Regions from separate parts of the Homo sapiens genome. Here region 2 is linked to region 1. A link is a contact called in ENCODE Hi-C data. All regions are on one chromosome and are shown on one strand. The core of a region is the stretch at or near the end of the contact, and the rest is flanking DNA. Distances in the headings are between cores, read along the strand shown. Region 1 holds the start of COX7A2L (cytochrome c oxidase subunit 7A2 like). Region 2 holds the start of PREPL (prolyl endopeptidase like).

Evidence for each region. Hi-C counts contacts between places; a loop is a spot of excess contacts on that map. Pooled maps may share reads with other maps.
Region 2: a loop to region 1 is called in a map of CD4-positive, alpha-beta T cell, with 5 times the contacts of the local background. The contact joins the promoter of PREPL here to the promoter of COX7A2L in region 1. A Hi-C loop is called at or near these places in 3 of 168 maps with a recorded cell type or tissue (CD4-positive, alpha-beta T cell, CD4-positive, alpha-beta memory T cell and naive thymus-derived CD4-positive, alpha-beta T cell) and 12 of 50 pooled maps.

Annotation. Positions count from the first base shown.
Region 1 is chr2:42,358,656-42,363,197 of GRCh38, reverse strand. COX7A2L (cytochrome c oxidase subunit 7A2 like) reads left to right here and starts at 1,981. Exons shown (of 3, transcript NM_004718.4): 1 at 1,981-2,108. The coding sequence starts at 2,037. RefSeq lists enhancers at 1,241-1,330, 1,891-1,950, 1,320-2,063, 1,971-2,290, 2,064-2,808 and 1 more and a silencer at 1,521-1,690.
Region 2 is chr2:44,358,666-44,362,766 of GRCh38, reverse strand. PREPL (prolyl endopeptidase like) reads left to right here and starts at 1,273. Exons shown (of 14, transcript NM_001171613.2): 1 at 1,273-1,387. It overlaps CAMKMT (calmodulin-lysine N-methyltransferase), which reads right to left and starts at 820. Exons shown (of 11, transcript NM_024766.5): 1 at 622-820. The coding sequence starts at 759. RefSeq lists enhancers at 113-1,006, 725-1,194, 431-1,630, 1,007-1,901.

The DNA of each region.
Region 1 (4,542 bases), core at 732-3,231:
TCAGTATCAAAACATGGGGTGGGCCTGGCACGGTGGCTCATGCCTGTAATCCCAGCATTTTGGGAGTCTTGAGTTTGGCAGATCACTTGAGCCCAGGAGTTTGAGACTAGCCTGGGAAACATGGTGAAACCCCATCTCTACTAAAAATACAAAAAATTAGCCAGGCGTGGTGGCGCGCATCTGTGGTTCCAGCTACCCGGGAGACTGAGGTAGGAGAATCACCTCAGCCTGGGAAGTCAAGGCTGCAATGAGCCGAGATCACACCACTGTACTCCAGCCTGGGACAGAGTGAGACCCTGTTTCAAAAAGAATTTAAAAAAAAAAAAAAAAAAAAGGAAATCACTAGTCCCAAACCACTTATCCTTGGAGAAATATGGACATAAACCCAAATTGCATGTTCTTTCCATTATATCACAGTGTCTCTTTGTAAAAGTGGCAACTTTGGGCTGGCTTACATGAATTCGCTGAAACCTTTACAACATATTGGCGGTGCTGAATACTTGGGGCTCTTGAACGTAAGCCTGCAACCAGGATGCTGGTGTACACCCTCACCCTGGAATGCTCAGCCTTGATCCTCCTCTTTTCAGAATGGCTTCATATCTATTTATTTGTAACATAGTGCTTAACAGTAGGAAGTCTTGAGCCAAATGCCTAGCTCTGCCACTTATCCCTGACCTGAGCAAGTTACTTAGCTTCTCCAGGCGTCATTTTCCTGTATTCTAAAATGGAGATGATAATAGCATTTACCTTATAGGATTGTTGTGAAGATTAAATGAGTTTAGGGCAATGCTATATATAGGTTAGTATCATCCATCAATTTGCAACATGATTTCATAAGTGCATCTAGAATATGCTTGTGTAAACCTATGGTTAGATGATGAAGCTAAGAAAAGCCTGAGTCCATCCCTGGAGAGTAAGAAACTAGTATACTCCTTTTACACAGTACCTTGCACACAGCACAGGCTTAACAGACATATTTAAATTGAACTGAAGCGAATACTACCAGAACTGAAAGTGGTAGTTCCAGATCTTTCAGGCTCAAGGTCCAGATTTTACAAGTGTTTCTGATCACCCTCCCCCTACCTCATTTATCGCAAAGAGCAGAGGCCAGGAAAAGGATGAATAATCAATGACCTTAAAACTCAGGTGAGAATAAAAACCAGTTCTGAGAAACCGTGTGACATTTACATCCTGGTACCTGAGCTTTAGATCACTCTGCATGTGTATTTCCTCTGCACAAAGCCCAGGAGGCTACTTTTATATTATTGGGGCAAATCTCCCAACAGCCCTGGGTACTAAACAGCCTTCAGCAGGTGCTTCCAAATTTTCTTATTTGCTTCAACTCCCAGGTTGCCAGGGGAAGCTTGGCCGACAAGTCTATACTCCTGGGCAGACTGAGCAACAGCAGGTGGTGGCTTCTGGATAAGAGGTGCTCTAGGTCGGAAGGAAATAAATGAGACTACGATCAGTTAAAGTTCGGTAAAGCAAGAGACGCCTTCAACCCGACGACCAGACGGTGGCTCCGCAGCACAGACTCTCTCGGATGGTGGAATTCCCAACCGGCTTCGATGTAGCCCCGCCCCTACCCAGACCACGCCCACCAATCACCGCCCTCTCCCCCCCAGGCCCCGCCTGGAGCCCGCCCCTCCTAAAGCATGCTCCACCTGACTCCGACACTGCCGGGCTTAGTCCGCCGGGCTTAGTCCGTGGAGCGCTTGCGCATTTCTTGAGTTGTCGTGGCACTGCCCAAATCTGAATGGGGGAAAGAGGGAACTTCATATTTCCTACAGACTCCGCCACAGCGACTTTGCGTGCTCTCTTAGAGCTGGTTTTGCCTTTCGTGGTCCTGAGAACCCTGGCTTTTGGTTCCCCAATGCGGCTTAAGTGTGCAGGTTTTAAGTTAGGCGATCTTCGGGCAGCCCTAGTCCCAGCACCGGGTCCTTGCGCTGAGTCTCGGGACCACAGCCGGGGAGGCGGGGTCCTTCTCTGGGGCGGTCGCGTTGGCAGCGGATGCGGGAAGCCGGACTCTGGGCGTCATGTACTACAAGTTTAGTGGCTTCACGCAGAAGTTGGCAGGAGCATGGGCTTCGGAGGCCTATAGCCCGCAGGTACGAGTGGCGCCTGGCCAGCTCGGACATGAGAAGTGGCGGCCCTAGCCTCGGCGACAGGCAGTCGCGGCGTTGGAGCCAGGGGAGGCTTCTGCCCGCGGTCGAGTTCGTCTCTGTTCTCCTTGCACCTCCCGGGGCCTCTCCACACCAGCGTACGGTGGTCACTGAGGCTTCTTTTTGTGTACCTGCTCACCTGGCGGGGGCTGGCCTGGCGTGGAAGTTTGGTCTGGCTCACTGCAGGGGTCAAGGTGACCCCCGGGGTCACTTGTCTAAAAGGGATGGTTTGTGGGGGTCCCCAGTGTGACCCGAGTCAGAGGTCCGGCCTTCTCCCTCAATTCGAAGACATCTGGCTTTCGGCCTCCTTGTCGTTTGTCATCTGCCAGAGCCCCATAGGCAGCCTCACTTGAGCTCGAGATTAGAGAGCGCGGGGCTATAAAGGCGTTTAGAGAAACCATGGTGCAGGGGGTTGGGGGGCTATGATCTGGGTTGGGAAATTTAACAGGTTACTTAACACGTCCAGGGAGGGAAGTTGCATGCAGCGAGGTTACACTTTCCCGATTGTAAAATATTTGACAGATGCTCGTTGTTTGGGTTGTCTGAAAAGTATTCCATTTCACGCAGATTCTACCAATTGGAGTTTGACTCTCCAGCATGTGTTGGGGGTAAACATGAGGGATTTTAGAGCCCCAGACGTGCCTTTTCAAATCATGGCGTTTTCCGCTTTAATTGTGTGACCTTGGCCAAGTTATTTAATTTATTGTGAGCTCAGTTTCATCCAGGGCGGCGTTAGTACACATTAAATGAAGTGTGTCAAGTGACTAGCAGTTTGGGCAGGTGGTTGGTTCTGGATAAGTGTTAACTGTTCACCAGAAGCTGTCTGAGATAGTATATTCCCTCCTAATCCTCTAGAGAAGTGTGGGAAGTGTCGGTGAGATACGCAGTTAGACTGCAGTAGTGAGGGGCCCAGATGAGGTGTAAAGGATACTCCATTACTGTTGCTTCATTTCCTTTTTCTGTGGGACACTGCAGCTTGCCCAAGAGGCAGATGTTTAAGAAAGATTTCAGGTCTGGTACCGTGGCTCACGCCTGTAAATCACAGCACTTTGGAAGGCCGAGGCCGAGGGTCGCTTGAGCCCAGGAGTTTGAGATCAGCCTGGGGCAACATAGTGAGACCCTGTCTCTAAAAACAAAAACAGATGATTCTAATCTCAGATAAGAAGGGCAAGTTTTTTTTTTTTTTTTCGGGGGTTAGTGGGGGAGTTGCGGTGGGAACGGGAAGGAAGAGTTTAGGGTTTATAAATGTTGAGTTTGTGATATGTCATGCTTGGTAGCAGCTAGATTTTTGAATATGGAGTTTAATAAACTTGGGTGTCTTCAGCCCATAGGTGGTAATTTGTAGGGAAGAAAGGTTGGATTATAGTTAGAGTATAGAAACATGAGGGAAGGGTGGAGAAGGAGAATGTGTTTAAAGAATAGTCCGGATGAGAAGGGAAACCAGTGTGGTCTCACTGAAACCGAATTGGTAATGACTTGTAAGGAAGGAATAGTCAGCAGTGTTGCACTTCTTTTACAGATTATGTGAGAAAATGGCCATTTCTATCATCTGCTTCTATGAAATGTATTCTCCAGTGTATGGATATTAAATGTTACAGTTTGATGAGTTTGGACAAACCCATGTACTGTATAACCACACCTCCCTCAATATGCAAGATGTTACATCATCCCAGGAAGTTCCCTTGTACCCTCTGTCAATCCCTGCCACCTTCTTATTCTGACTTTTATCATCATAAATAGATAGTTTTGCCTTTTTTTGAACTTCATGTAAATGGAACCAGCTCTGACCCAGGCTGGAGTGCAATGGCACAGTCACAGTTCACTGTAGACTCACTCCTGAGCTCAAGTAATCGTCCTGCTTTTGCCTCTGAAAATGTTGGAATTACAGATGTGAGCCGCCGTGTCTGGCTGCTCAAAAAATATTTTTGAGGTTAGTCCGTGTTGTACGTATCAGTAGTTAATTCCTTTTATCCTCTTATTCTTCTGTGGGATTTCATTTTATAAATATATCACAGTTTATTCTGTTGGTGGTAGTAGATGTTCTTTTATTTATTTTTTTAAAATATTTTTTGAGACAGGTTCTTGCTGTGTTGCACAGCCTGATCTCGAACTCCCCGGCTCAGGCAGTCCTGTCACCTCAGCCCCCTGAGTGGCTGGGGTTACAGATGTGTACCACCACACTTGGTTTATGTTCTTTTAATATATCTTCAGCATAATCTAGGTTTTGTTGCTTAGTAAGAAAAAAGTAAATTTTTCGACTAAAAACTGGCATATTGTAATAAAATGGGCGCTCAGCAGAGATTACCTTGCGATGAGTTTGATATAGATAGGGCTTTCAGATTTCTAGTACCTCTCCTCGTGAATCGTGTTTCTCTTGAGA
Region 2 (4,101 bases), core at 24-2,523, 2.0 Mb before region 1:
GACTAGCCCACCTTGGACACGGAGAATCTCGCTGATCACTACAAACTACAAGATAATCATTTAACTTTGAGACCTCAGTGAGAGAGGGTATCAGCTTTTCCTACTCCTTGCACGCTCCGCTGTACGGAAGATGCCGAGGGAACGCATGCCGTGTCTCAGTCCCGGCATAGTCAACCACGCTGGGCAAAAGACGGGGCCAGAGGGTGCAGACGAATATCGGTAACTCGAACCAGGCTGGGAGTTAAGCTAGAAGAAACTGGGGAAGGAGGCAAAACAGAAGCAGGAAAAGAGCAGTGGGGAGCGGCGGGCGCACCAGAGACTGGCGAGAAGGGGAAAAGTCCCCCAGACGCACAAAAATGTCTAGAAGGGGTTCTTCTACTTCGATCTGAGTTTCCCAGGAGCTCAGCCTTGGCTGTCCCGCTCCCCACCCAACCCCACATGATTCCTCCTCTTGGATGGGACGCTTAGGTGAAGCGAGGGGGAGCTTCGCAGGTGGCTCCCGGCAAACTGAGAAGGGTCTCCCAGAGCTGCCAAGAGGAAAGAACTGCGAACAGTCGCTCCCCCGGTACGTGAGAGAGGAGTGACCAGAGGCAAAGGTGAGGCGAGCAGGTTCTCCCTTACCTGCCGCAGGAGCTTCCACCGGGCGGCTCCCAGGGGCGCCGAGACTACGGGCCCCCGAGTGGTGCAGCCAACTGCCGGACTCCCGCCCGCTGCTCGCGCGGTCTCGCCGGTCCCAGCGTCCGCGACTCGCGACTCCATCTCACTGGAGCCTTCCACACCCGGAGGTGCCACCGCCGCAGCTCGTCCCCTGCCAGGACCTGCCAACTTCTTCCCTGTCAGGACCTGTGACGCCCGGCACCCTCCCTCCACCGGACCAGGCATGCGCGCTCTCCCCGAATTCCGCATTTCCGGTACTCGCATCTCCTTGGCAACCAGGGCCGAGCTGTCACGCCATTGCACCATTCTTGCTGGTAGCCATCTTGAGTGAGGGCGGACCAGAGGATGAGAGAGCTGTGGCAGGGCTACTGGAACGCTGTCCCTCATTGTTTTAGCCTTCTGTGCTTCATCTCGAGCTCAGAAGACTAGCGAAGAACGAAAAGTCTTATATATTTCGAGACTAAAGAACCCAGGAACCCAAGAAGACTCCTTGACCACAACAAAGATGGCGAAATCTGCCTGTTGCTCGTGCTAGATTGAGGTTACGTAGATTGGCGTGCTGCAAACCAGCTCTAGGCGGCTCTGGGTAAGTTGTCGTTCTGTGGGCTGCGGAACGCAGACTTCGGCTGGACTTGCCTGCGGTGACACCTGCTCCCCTCTGAGAGCTTCAGGTTCTCCGGCCTGCCTTCACTGGTTTGTGTCCAGAGCCGGACTGATTCTCTCAATTTGCGTATGTATGGGGGGTGTGCTGGTCTCTTTCCTTCTCCCCTTTCTCCCCCCGCCCAGCCACCCACCCCTCAGTCCCCAGGTCCTCGCTTTTTGACTAATGTCCCGGCACTGCGTGCGTGTCACCTGGTCCCTCTCCCTGTTGCATTCAGATCGCCTCATCCCTGGGGTGGAGAGTTGCACGGGGTAAACGAATAGGTTCTCCTGAGAACACCCATTTATCTACCCCACCCCCATCCTAGCCTTGCATACTGTCTTCTTGGGGATGAAAGATGGATGGATAAAGGCTGTGGGAACGTGGTGATGTAGGACCTTTGCAGGTCCTTGTTATTCGGGTCTTTTTTCCCCTTTTTTTACTAGTGTCGGCTAGTAAACTAGTGTTGCTCCCCTACCCCCAATCGCCCATTATTTTGCTGCGACATGGAAAGGGATTAAGGGGGGCGGGGGCGTCGTAGCGCATCTGATCTATGGTAAATTTGACGCAGCATTCTACCTTTGATACCAGGGGGCATTTTGTGGAAGACTTCCATAATGACATTCAGCGGTGTGCAACATACCTAGATTATTCCTGTCGTAAATAATAGCAACTGCCATTTATTGAGTGGTCACTATGTGCCAGGCACTGTATGGTCTTAATGTTAAGCTGTCTCATTTTGTCTTTACAACAACAACCCTAGAAGGTAAATGGTGTCATTTCATTTTTGCAGATGAAGAAACTGAGGCCCGGAGACACAGTTAAGTGTAGGAGCTAAGACCTCAACCCAGGTCTCTCTGACTCTTAACTACTTATTAGCAATCAAGGTTAATAAAAGCTACCTCCTGACAAACCAGAGATGGCCTTACATTTTATTTGTGCATCTTGCAGGGGTTTTTTGTTGTTTTTAATTAAAGCGCTAAATACCTTTTTAACATTAAAAATCCGAAGTTGAGTATGTCCAGTATTTGGAACCGAACCAAATTGGATTTTTTGCTATACAGCTTACTGTACAAGTGACCTGGAACAGTTGCTTAGAACCTCCCACAGCCACAGTTTGGCAACCTGTAAAATGTGCATGGTAATATCTACTTTATTAAGTCCATATAAAATTTAAATTAGACAAACAAGATAAAAGCACCTGGCAGTTAGTTAACACTCAACAATAATTAATCTTCCCTCCCCCACCTTTATTAAATAATTAGGCTTTTCCAGTTTATCTTCCACATATATACCAAAGATACGTTCATAATTATGTAAGACCAAAGGGCTTTTTACCTTTTACAGCCCTGAGTTCCTGAGATACCCCATTAAGTCTGTGTACTTATTTGCAAATTTATATTTTGTTTCTTGTTTTGTTTTTTGTTTTAGTTTAACCCCTATGTGTGCCAGAGTCAGTGCTGCATAGTTTGAGCCTGATAGGATTAACTTTACAAATGAGACATTTAAGTCACATCTGCCAAGAATTATGATTTGAATGAAACTTTAACTTACACAGGTTTTTAGATTTAGTTAGCCTAAGTTATCAGCTGTCTGAAGTTATTCATAACCTAAGTGGGGCATGGCCCTGAAAAGGAGGGATGAGAACTGCTGATCTTAGTTACTCTGAGAACCCACTACTCTGTAATCATACCTATAAAATCATTCGTGTGCTGGCAGCCCCAAAAGGAGCATAAACCAGGGACTTTGATATCATGCAGCAGAAGACCAAATTATTTCTCCAAGCTTTGAAGTATAGTATTCCTCACCTTGGAAAATGCATGCAGAAACAGCATTTGAATCACTATAACTTCGCTGATCATTGTTACAATAGAATAAAATTGAAAAAATATCACCTAACCAAGTGTCTTCAGAATAAACCCAAGATATCAGAGTTAGCAAGAAACATCCCAAGTCGGAGCTTCTCATGTAAGGTATGGACTGTTTAAGTTAACCTATTTGTAGGTCATTAAGATTAATTTTAATTTAAAAATAAAGAATGGGTAGAATATCAGAGCTACTAATTTTCTCAGTAATTCTAACTTGATTTTTCTAATTTTCAAGTCTCAATTGTCTCTAGTCAAAAGTAAGTATAAAAGAGTATATACATCGAGGCAGGCAGATCACCTGAGGTCAGGAGTTCGAGACCAGCCTGGCCAACATGGTAAAACCCTGTCTCTACTAAAAATACAAAAGTTAGCTAGGCGTCATGGCACCCACCTGTAATCCCAGCTACTTGGGAGGCTGAGGCAGAGAATCTCTTGAACCCAGGAGGCAGAGGTTGCGGTGAGCTGAGATCGCACCACAGCACTCCAGCCTGGGTGACAGGGAGACTCTGTCTGAAAAAAAAAAAAAAAAAAAAAGTGTATACATATATTTATAGGGCTCTAATGTAATATATAAAAATGTAGGTTTATAAAAAATGATTCACCTCAGGACTTCCTTAGTATGCCTGCCAGTGCATTTCAAAGTATAATTCGGCCTTCTAAATTTCCTAGAACACTAAATTATAGCTCTTAATAAAATCTAATGATACGCTAATTGTTTTATGAATCACAAATCAGTAAACTTCAGTAAAGGCCATGAATTGTATTTTATTTCTCTGTAAAAAAATGAAAAATAATCTTGCGTTTTTGACCACTTGAGTCATTCAGGAAGACACTGTCAGAGTATTGTACTTCTGCCAGACCCCAAGCTGTGGGCGTGAACTCAACCTTAAGGACCTGATTGCCCTTATATAGAGAGTAACCACATAACCACTTTTG